Linked DNA regions of Homo sapiens: region 1 is linked to region 2. A link is an interaction called in ENCODE POLR2A ChIA-PET data of the cell type or tissue named here. Cell type or tissue: CD4-positive, alpha-beta T cell. All regions are shown on one strand. Links, peaks and the distances in the headings refer to the core of each region. The heading gives the core; the rest is flanking DNA.

Region 1 (8,049 bases), core at 2,164-4,663, 57 kb after region 2:
ATTAATATGAGTACTAAAATTACACCAAAACATGTAACATCTTTTTAACCCTTTCAAAATAAGGGAACAAATCAAAAGCTTCAAGTCTCACCCTGACCACAGCCAGTTTCACCCTGCCCACATAAAATACCAGCATGCCAAGGGCAATAAATAGCTATGAGAGTCATGGAGGCTCCTCAGGCCAACCGGAGAAGACACATACTGTAAATTTTAATTTCCTTTCTTCTTTGATTGAGGCTCATTTGCATTCAATGGCTAATGTGAGTTGTAGTCTGCCACAGGATATGGGTAGTGGGTTACAGTTTGTATATGAGGACAGGATGGTAAAGGAAAGTAGGAAGATTTAGAGCACGCCATGGAAAGGACACATGCAGACTCTAAGCAGGTCTGTCATCACATAAGCTTCATTAGGCAAGATGCAACTCACATTTCCATTTACTCCCAGTCAGGCAGTCCTGGACTCTGGATGCAAACATGCAACAACAACAAGCCTTTGAATTTCCGAAGACAATGAGAACACAAATTGAGGGGGATACTTATAAAAACAGTGGGTGAGGCCGGGCGCAGTGGCTCACGCCTGTAATTCCAGCACTTTGGGAGACTGAAGCAGGCGGATCACCTTAGGTCAGGAGTTCAAGACCAGCCTGGCCAACATGGCGAAACCCCGTCTCTACTAAAAATACAAAAATTAGCTGGGGATGCTAGTGCACACGTGTAATCCAGCTACTCGGGAGGCTGAGGCAGGAGAATCGCTTGAACCTGGGAGGTGGAGGTTGCAGTGAGCCAAGATCGTGCCATTGCACTCCAGCCTGGGCGGCAGAGCGAGATTCTGTCTCAAAAAAAAAAAAACAAAACAAAAAACAGAGGGTGAAAAACCTTCAGGATTAAGTGAAAGTTAAGATGCTTGTCATCTGAGCACATTTATGTAGCAAACTCAGCCACAGCCCGTGCCTGCTTCATGGGACATGCCTTTTGTCTGTGTGTGGAATATGACATTGACAGTAAGTCTGAACCTTTCCCTCCTGGCTATCATACCTCCACCTTTTGCCAATGAATAAACTATCTGTAACTGGCATCTAGGGGGTAATAATTATTTATTGGAAAAATGAATCAAAAAATGATTTGGCTCAAATCTATGGCTGTCTTTTATGGAAACATTGTTGGGCTACAGTTACAAAGGGTCACCTCTGTTACAAATGCCAAGGGGGCTCTGCTTGTTGCTGTCCATGTCATTGACCCTGCTCTTGGTTTTTCTCTGCCCTCCTTCACATAATCTCAGGGTGCCCACATTATCTAAGGATGGGAATCTCAAGGCTAAGCACAACGCAGAGCTTCCTTATGGAGCTAGGCACAGCCTGGCCTATGACACACAGGGTTGGCTTCTCAGTTTCTAGTAGCTTCCACTAGGAGCAAGGCAGGCACTTTCTCTAGCCTTGGGGCTGATTTCTAGATTCAATTTATTAGCTCAAGTTTGAGTTCCATTCCCAGGTGGAGTACTAAAATCCCCAGTTAGCTGTCACGCCCAGCGTTTCCTCAACTGGGCTTTTGCCCTAAGTACCCAGACACCCTCTCCTTGGCTCTCTAAAGTGTTGTTGTTTTTTTTTTTTTTTTTTTTTTTTTAATGAGACAGAGTCTCGCTCTGTCACCCAGGCTAGAGTGCAGTGGCGAGATCTTGGCTCACTGCAACCTCCACCTCCCAGCTTCAAGCAATTCTCCTGCCTCAGCCTCCTGAGTAGCTGGGATTACAGGTGCCTGCCACCACACCTGCCTCATTTTTTTGTATTATTAGTAGAGATGGGGTTTCACTGTGTTGGCCAGGCTGGTCTTGAACTCCTGACCTCAGGTGATCCACCCACCTCGGCCTCCCAAAGTGCTGGGATTACAGGCATGAGCCACTGTACCCAGCCTAAAGTGGCTATCTTCTAATCCATCCTGTCAACTTCTTCCTAGTCCAACTTTAAGTCTCTAAGCTGTCTGTTCCTTCTAGTTTCTGATTAGCCAGAGTTCAGCCAAACGAAAATATGTTTTGATGTTTTGTATGCTCACTGCACACCTGGGTACTTACTAGGCAACGTGAATAAGAGGACACACATTTGCTCCCTCAGTTTATACCAATCACGAGTGCAAGCAAAACAGCTGAGAAGAGAGGGCGGTTACTCCTCTGGCTGATGACCCTTTCCACCTCCGGGACACAGGTGTGTATAGCATCTGCTCTCCCAACCACCATCCCAACCAGCATCCCGTCTTGCTCCCTCTAATCCTTCACAAACTCTCCAGCAGTTGTTTCTTTTTGTTTTGTTTTGTTTTTCTGAGACAGAATTTCACTCTGTCACTAGGCTGGAGTGCAGTGGTGCGATCTCGGCTCCCTGCAATCTCCGCCCCCGGGATTCAAGTGATTCTCCTGCCTCAGCCTCCCAAGTAGCTGGGACTACAGGTGCATGCCACCACGCCCAGGTAAATTTTTTTGTATTTTTAGTAGAGACGGGGTTTCACCATGTTGGCCAGGATGGTCTCAATCTCTTGACCTCGTGATCCACCTGCCTCAACCTCCCAAAGTGCTGGGATTACAGGGGTGAGCCACCACACCCGGCCCAGCAGTTGTTTTTCTAAAACACAAATAGGCCAGGTGCAGTGGCTCACGCCTGTAATCCCGGCACTTTGGGAGACTGAGATGGGAGCTTCGCTTGAACCCAAAAGTTCGAGACCAGCCTGGCCAACATCCTGTCTCTACAAAAAAAAAAAAAATTAAATTTTTACACAGCTGTGCTCTCAGCTAATTGGGAGGTTGAAGCAGGAGGATTGCTTTAGCCTGGGAGGTTGAGGCTTCAGTGAGCCTTGATCATGCCACTGTACTCCAGCCTGGGTGACAGTGAGACCCTGTCTCAAAATAAAACACAATGTGAATGGCCCACTTAAAATCCTTCTGTGGCTTCCCACTGCTTACAGAAAACTCTTCCACAGTAGGATCCTGTCCCATCTCTTTCCTTTTCAGGCTCATTTGCCTCCACCCCGTTTGCTCTACTTCAAGCACACCACCAACGCACATGGCATCCAAACTCACTCGCTCCTGGAATACCTTTCCCCAGCTGTTGAACTGCTGAAGACCTCAAACAGAACTTCCCCTGAGAAGCCTCTTCTGCCCCTTTGGTCAGGCAGACATGTGTCAGGCACCATGTCAGCTGCACAGGAAGGATGCCGTACCTGGCAGCTCACCATTCAGCCTCTTTTACCACAGCCCTCAGCATGCTATGCAGTCATTCTCCATTCATGTGGCCACCTCTCTCTCCTAAGGGAGGGTGTGAGTTTTGAAAAGACATTCTTCTCAGCATAGAGCAGGTACACAGTAAACACAGAAGAGATGTGCACATGTAACGGACTACAGCAGGAGATACACTTAAAACAGGGCACATGCTGGGCACAGTGGCTCACGCCTGTAACCTCAGCACTTTGGGAGCCCAAGGCGGGAGGACTGCTTGAAGCCAGGAGTTCCAAACCAACCTGGGCAACTTAGCAAGCTCCTATCTCTACAAAAAATTAAAAAATTAGCCAAGTGTAGTGGCAGACACCTGTGGTCCCAGCTACTTGGGAGGCTGAGGTGGATCATTTGAGCCTAAGAGTTTGAGGTCATAGTAAGCTATGATTGTGACACTGCACTCCAACCTGGGTGACAGAGTGAGACCCTGTCTCTAAAAATGAAAAACAAAACAGGCTACCTGGTGAGTAGCATAACTCATGGTGGGGTAGAAATCAAGGCCAACATAATATTTCTGTAATGACTCTGCTGCTTTTAGGTTGGGTTAGGCAATATCCTCTTGCTAAGATTAGTATCGACTCTGAGAAATACTTTATTCAGTTGTAAAGTCCCAGTTAAATTCCTTTGCACAACTGGAGAAATAAAGCCTTTGATTAAAAACTAAAATTTCCCCAGCCCTCTAAAAAGGGATGGGGGAGGGGAGCAGGTGGAGAGGAATATCTGATCTGTCATATTCTTTAGTCAGAGCCATAAACGTGTTTGGGTGAGACAATCTGATCTTCTGATAACGTTGATAAAAGTCACTTGAAGATTGGGTCACAGGAAGCCCAAGATAAATGCTGAGAGGAAACAGGTTCTTTTTGAAGTAGCCTCTTCGTAATCATTTTCCCACACATTTGTTCAACTTCCGAAAAAGGACTGAATACCTGATTTGCTTTGCAAATGAAACAGCTTAAGACAGAGAAATTGAGATAATAATTAATAAATGTGTTTGGAAGGCTCCTCCAGCTCGCTTTAAGTTCAGGCTGTGGCTTCAGAACTGTGTTAACTCCTTCTGTAAAGGCACAGGCTAACGGTGGTCTTCAGTGATTTTTACTCTACCTTGTTTTAAAAATGGATTCAAAGTGATTTATTGGAAAAGATTAAGACAGAAAATAACATTATTAGGACCAAAGCAGAAAGGGAGTAGGAGGAAATGATGATCCAGAGAAAAATAAGACTATAAGCAGGTCATCAGATATTATAGTCCTATCAGCAAAAGCACAGTGGAAAACGCATTATTTTACTTCACTCTTTTTATATATGCGGGGAGAAAATAGTCTGATATAATAATCTGGTACTTAGCTTTAAAAGAAATTTCTCGAGAATCTTCACAAGATGATAGGATGGACAATGTCTTCAGCAGCATCCCGACAACACAGGCAGTAACAGACGCGTTTGTAAGGGAGTGGCTCAGTGGTATCGCTTGATGAAACTGGACACCATAGCTCCAGAACTCAATTGCAGAAGAGGGGCAAAGGGGGAAAAGGCAGCACGATTTATTATCTTGTACATGCCAGGGCAGGCCTTTAATTTTGTCTTCATGTTCTACACACAGGTAAGAGTTTTACATAAGCTGGAAGTGGGGGAGAGGAAGACCCCTGGAATGACCAGAGGAGTTTCCACCCCTACAAAAAACACATTTTAAAAAAGCCACTTGACGCCAGGTGCAGTGGCTCACGCCTGTAATCCCAGCGCTTTGGGAAGCTGAGGCAGGCAGATCACGAGGTCAGAAGTTTGAAACCAGCCTGGCCAATATGGTGAAACCCTATCTCTACTAAAAATACAAAAATTAGCCGAGCATGGTGTTGCGTCTGTAGTACCAGCTACTTGGCAGGCTGAGGCCGGAGAATCGCTTGAACTCGGGAGGCAGAGGTTGCAGTGAGCTGAGATTGCGCCACTGCACTCCAGCCTGGGCAACAGAGTGAGACTCTGTCTCAAAAAATAAAAAGTAAAAATAAAAAATTATCCAGGTGTGAGGGCATGCACCTGTAGTCCTAGTTACTCAGGAGGCTGAGGCAGAAGGATTGCTTGAACCCAGGAGTTCAAGGGGGCAGTGAGCTATGAACGCACCACTGCACTCACGCCTGGGCAATAGAGCAAAACCCTGTCTTTAAAAACAAAGTCATTTGAGACACAAAATTACAGCTAGATAGAAGGTCTAGTGTTTTTATAGCACTGTAGAATGACTATAGTAAACAACAACATTTTCAAATAGCTAGAAAAGAAAATACTGAGTGTTCACAAGGACATAATGTCTGAGAAGATGTATATGCTAATTACCCTGATCTGATCATCATGTATTTTATCAAAACATCACGATATATCTCATAATATAATTATGTGTCAATTAAAAAATAAAAATTTCAGGCCGGGCGCGGTGGCTCATGCCTGTAATCCTAGCACTCTGGGAGGCCGAGGCAGGCGGATCACAAGGTCAGGAGATCAAGACCATCTTGGCTAACACGGTGAAACCCCGTCTCTACTAAAAATACAAAAAATTAGCCGGGCGTGGTGGCACATGCCTATAGTCCCAGCTACTCGGGAGGCTGAGGCAGGAGAATGGCGTGAACCCAGGAGGCGGAGCTTGCAGTGAGCTGAAATCGTGCCACTGCACTCCAGCCTGGGCAACAGATCAAGACTCTAAAAAAAAATAAAAACAAAAATAAAAATTTAAAGTCCTTTGAAACTTGTTGACAAATCAAAATTTCTCATTTTCTACTTTGAAGTTCTTAAGCCTGCCAGTCACAGTGCCTGGTAATCAATGTTTGTCAAAAGAACATGATTAACAATAACCCAAGTAATGTTATTGTCTTGGAGATACTTCAAGCTTCTGAATGAGATCATGGCACTGTTACCACTAAGTAATGGTACCTTTCATAGAATACATTCTACATACACACTTCCTTAAGTTATGACCTGAGAATTGGTTTCTGTTCTCAAACACATAATGAAAAGGATAACAAAATTCAGATAGAAGTATTTTTGGGGCTAGGCACAGTGGCTCACACCTGTAATTCCAGCACTCTGGGAGGCCGAGGTGGGTGGATCACCTGAGGTTGGGAGTTCGAGACGAGCCTGACCAACATGGAGAAACACCGTCTCTACTAAAAATACAAAGTTAGCCAAGCATGATGGTGCATGCCTGTAGTCCCAGCTACTCTGAAGGCTGAGGCAGGAGAATCACTTGAACTTGGGGGGCGGAGATTGCAGTGAGCTGAGATCGTGCCATTGCACTCCATCCTGGCCAACAAGAGCCAAACTCCATCTCAAAAAAAAAAAAGTATTTTTGGTGAAAAATACAGTTTATCAATGAGAAGAAGCACATTTAAAAACATTTCTCCAGCTGGGCACAGTAGCTCAGGCCTGTAATCCCAGCACTTTGGGAGGCTGAGGCGGGTGGATCACCTGAGGTCAGGAGTTCGAGACCAGCCTGAACAACATGGTGAAATTCCATCTCTACTAAAAATACAAAATTAGCCAGGCATGGTGGTGCATGCCTGTAATCCCAGCTACTCAGGAGGCTGAGGCAGGAGAATTGCTTGAATCCAGGAGGTGGAGGTTGCAGTGAGCTAAGACTGTGCCACTGCACTCCAGCCCGGGCAACAAGAGCAAAACTCTGTCTCAAAAAATAAGATAAATAAAATAAAATAATAAATAAAATAAAATAAAATAAAATAAAATTTAAAATAAAATAAAATAAAATTTAATTAAAAAAAAAGTTTCTCCAAAGAATCAAACTAAATGTCCATCAATGACAGATTGGATGAAGAAAATGTGGTACATATACACCATGGAATATTATGCAGCCATAAAAATGAATGAGATCATGTCTTTTGTGGGAACATGGATAGAGCTAGAGGCTATTATCCTTAGCAAACTAACATAGGAACAGAAAACCAAATACCGCATGTTGTCACTTATAAGTGGGAGCCAAATGATAAGATCTTATGAACACGAAGAAGGAAACAACAGACACTGGAGTCTACTTGAGGGGAGAGGATGAGAGAAGGGAGAAGAGCAGAAAAGATAACTATTGGGTATTGGGCTTAATACCTGGGTGATGAAATAATCTGTACAACAAAACCCCATGAGATGTGTTTACCTATGTAACAAACCTTCACATGTACCGCCAAACCTAAAAGTTTAAAGATGTAAATAACATCTCTCCCAGATTTGCTTCATGATTTCTGCTTAAAAGACCCACAACATTAAGCGTTTCTGGGTGTGAAACTACACAGGCCTCTCTTAACCACAAATTGAGATGCCAAGCACAAAGAACCTGCTCATTAATATCAGGGTGGAAGTAACCACAAAGATAGTTGAGAAAAGCAGCAGACCACTACTACAGGCATTAGGTAAAAGATTTTTATTCTTATTTAACCATGCTGCATGTATACATACAATACCAATATATACAACTTGAACAAATACAATTTATACATAAAATACAATGAAAGCATGGCTTTTGAAACTGATGCAACAAACTGTAATTTGTAATTTTGGCCAGCATACAGTATTATAGTAATGCTACTGAAGTTATTCATTAAATTAGTCAGACTACAGTATAAGTTCAAAGGCACTAGAAACATCTATGTTTTCTTCTAGTATTTTTAAGAACAAAAAATAATTTAAAATAAAACAAATGTATACATTAGGAAATTGGGCAGACATTGGTGTACTTAAATGTAAACGCTACCCATTCCTTAATTCACAGCCCTGTAGGAAAGAAGACTTTCCTTAAGAGTTAAGGGGAA
Region 2 (2,500 bases), core at 1-2,500:
TCACCCAGAAGAAAGTAAGGTACAAAATTTCCCTCATTCTTTCACGTCTTAGAATAAAGCATGCAGTCAGTGTAATTGTTGCGTTCAGCTGTCTATTTAAGGTAACACAGGAAGTCAGCAGTGCATTTTCAAGAAAAGCTGATTACCATCTGTTATTAGTAATCATCTAAAAACATCACTAAGTATAAGCATTGGCAGTGGTCAGAGACACATAGATGAAAAGGGGGAAATTATCCATCATTTGGAATGTATTACCCCATACTAATACAATATACCAATTTAAATGATGTTAGAATATATCACTCAAGATATGGTGTTCTACCCCATGCCCAAAATGTTCTACTCTCATTTTTCCCCAGATGTGGAAGGTTGCATATTAGGTAATACTTTTTTTTTTTTTTTTGAGACAGAGTTTCGCTCTTTTTGCCCAGGCTGGACTCCAATGGTGCGATCTCAGCTCACTGCCATCTCCACCTCCCGGGTTCAAGCAATTCTTCTGCCTCGGCCTCCCAAGTAGCTGGGATTACAGGCGCCTGCCACCACACCCGGCTAATTTTTTGTATTTTTAGTAGAGACGGGGTTTCACCATGTTGGCCAGGATGGTCTTGATCTCTTGACCTTGTGATCCACCTGCCTTGGCCTCCCAAAGTGCTGGGATTACAAGCATGAGCCACGCACCTGGCCAGGTCATGCTTCTTTTAAGACTCATTGTAAACACGTAACCTTTACAGTTTTGCATCCAAGGTAGCCAGCTTTCTGTGAGGCTCTTCAGAGCCTGGGTCCCTGCATTCGAGGGGAGCTTCAGATGAGGGCTTTATTCAGGGCTCACCTTAGAGTCACCATCTCTATCATGACCATGGATGCAGTAAGGTTTCACAGTAGCTCCTGCAACCTCAAGAGGGTAGATTACAAAACCCAAAGATAGCCAGTGGTGTTTCACACCTAAACAAATGTTTATCTTGCCATAGTGATTGAACCATAGGCTGAATTGTAAAAGCTGATGTTTGGGAGTCTAGCTAAAGAAAACTAAGTTAATAGGTTTAAAGAAGCAAGAGCTGGAAGGGTCTTCTCCTGGAAGGTGAGATATTGGTCTGTGGGGTGTCCAAGGGAGAGAATCCAGTCATGGGTTCTTAGCTTCTCTTTCTGGTTGGACCAGTAAAGCCTCTTCCTCATCCCTCTTTTCTGCTCATCACTAGAGACAAAACTAAAAACCATGGCTTCAGTCTGCTAAAAGCCTAGAACAAAACAGAACAACAAAATAAGGCAGGCTGGACAAGCTTGTTAAGACTTTCATGGATTACCAGAAATATAAATGCCATTAAAGCCATCATTTTTCCTCATAAAATGCAATCGATTGTTACTGAAATTTTTAATGAAATCTTTCAGACTCTTAATGAGTATTTAAATATCAGACTAAAGTAATTTATAAATCATTATTTTCTGAGCTCCGAGAGAGTCTCACTTTTTTTTTTTTTTTTTTTTAAGACAGAGTCTGGCTCTGTCACCCAGGCTGGAGTTCATTCTTGCAAACTCGGCTCACTGTAACCTCCACCTCCCAGGTTCAAGCGATCCTCCTGCCTCAGCCTCCCAAATAGCTGGGATTACAGGTGCCCACCACCACACCGGCTAATTTTTGTATTTTTAGTAGAGATAGAGTTTTACCATGTTGGCCAGGGTGGTCTCTAACATCTGACCTCAAGTGATTTACCCACCTTGGCCTCCCAAAGTGCTGGGATTACAGGCGTGAGCCACCTCACCTGGCCTCTCACTTTAAGAGCCAGTTTTCACAAAGAAATCATACTACTTCGCATGAGTTAGTATATGCATTTAACTGAGAGATGTGCATACTCCAGGCAGGTGGTGGAGCTGATACACTAGCCAGATGGCTACTTGACCATAACAGTTTGCAGCCCATGAAATTCAAATCTTTGCCTCACCAGACAGTCATGGACTTTCAAGGTCATTCTGTAAGTTATTTGATGTTAAATGCCTGTAAAGTCCAAGTGATAAAAGCGTGTTAAGTTAATTGGGCCACTATATGTCACTCAATAGCTCCTATAGGGTTCTTGTACAGGATCTCACTCTGTCACCCAGGCTGGAGTGCAGTGCTATGATCACAGCTCACTGCAGCCTTGACTTCCTGGGATCAAGCTATCCTCCCACCTTAGCTTCCCAAAGTGCTGGGATTGCAGGTGTGAGCCACCGCACCCAGCCCAGAGCTGCCTTCTTTCCATGGCTTCAGCCTAAGTAACTCTCACCTATTACCGTGGCACCTTTCCCACCTCTTATCTCTTACCGTCCTTCCTACCCCCACCTCCACCCATTATACTTCTGCCAGCTTCATTTTCCTAAAGCTGGTGGTCCCTATTCCCTTCTAATTTTAGGAATGACTTCCATACCTGGGCTTTCCCATTTCAATTCCTACTACCAAGTGTGTTCTAACCAAACAATTTTGTCCCATATTTTCCTGTGCTATCTCTCCCATCCTTGGAATGTTATG

The links. Peaks named below come from ENCODE experiments on the same cell type or tissue, not always from the same donor. Only the 100,000 strongest peaks of a DNase experiment are listed, where the experiment ranks them.
Region 1: POLR2A ChIA-PET joins it to region 2 with 6 read pairs; 5 of 35 experiments call an interaction of 5 or more read pairs at or near these places.

The regions. Positions count from the first base shown.
Region 1 is chr5:132,684,985-132,693,033 of GRCh38, forward strand. KIF3A (kinesin family member 3A) reads right to left here. Exons shown (of 19, transcript NM_001300791.2): 19 at 7,647-8,049. Among named protein-coding and RNA genes, the nearest start is that of IL4, 15 kb to the left of the region's middle. In CD4-positive, alpha-beta T cell, for the core only: no CTCF peak of the experiment used is centred there; DNase peaks (open chromatin) are centred at 3,217 and 3,997.
Region 2 is chr5:132,629,657-132,632,156 of GRCh38, forward strand. All of the region lies in intron 21 of RAD50 (RAD50 double strand break repair protein), which reads left to right. It also overlaps a transcript of TH2LCRR not described here. Among named protein-coding and RNA genes, the nearest start is that of TH2LCRR, 25 kb to the right of the region's middle. In CD4-positive, alpha-beta T cell, for the core only: no CTCF peak of the experiment used is centred there; no DNase peak of the experiment used is centred there.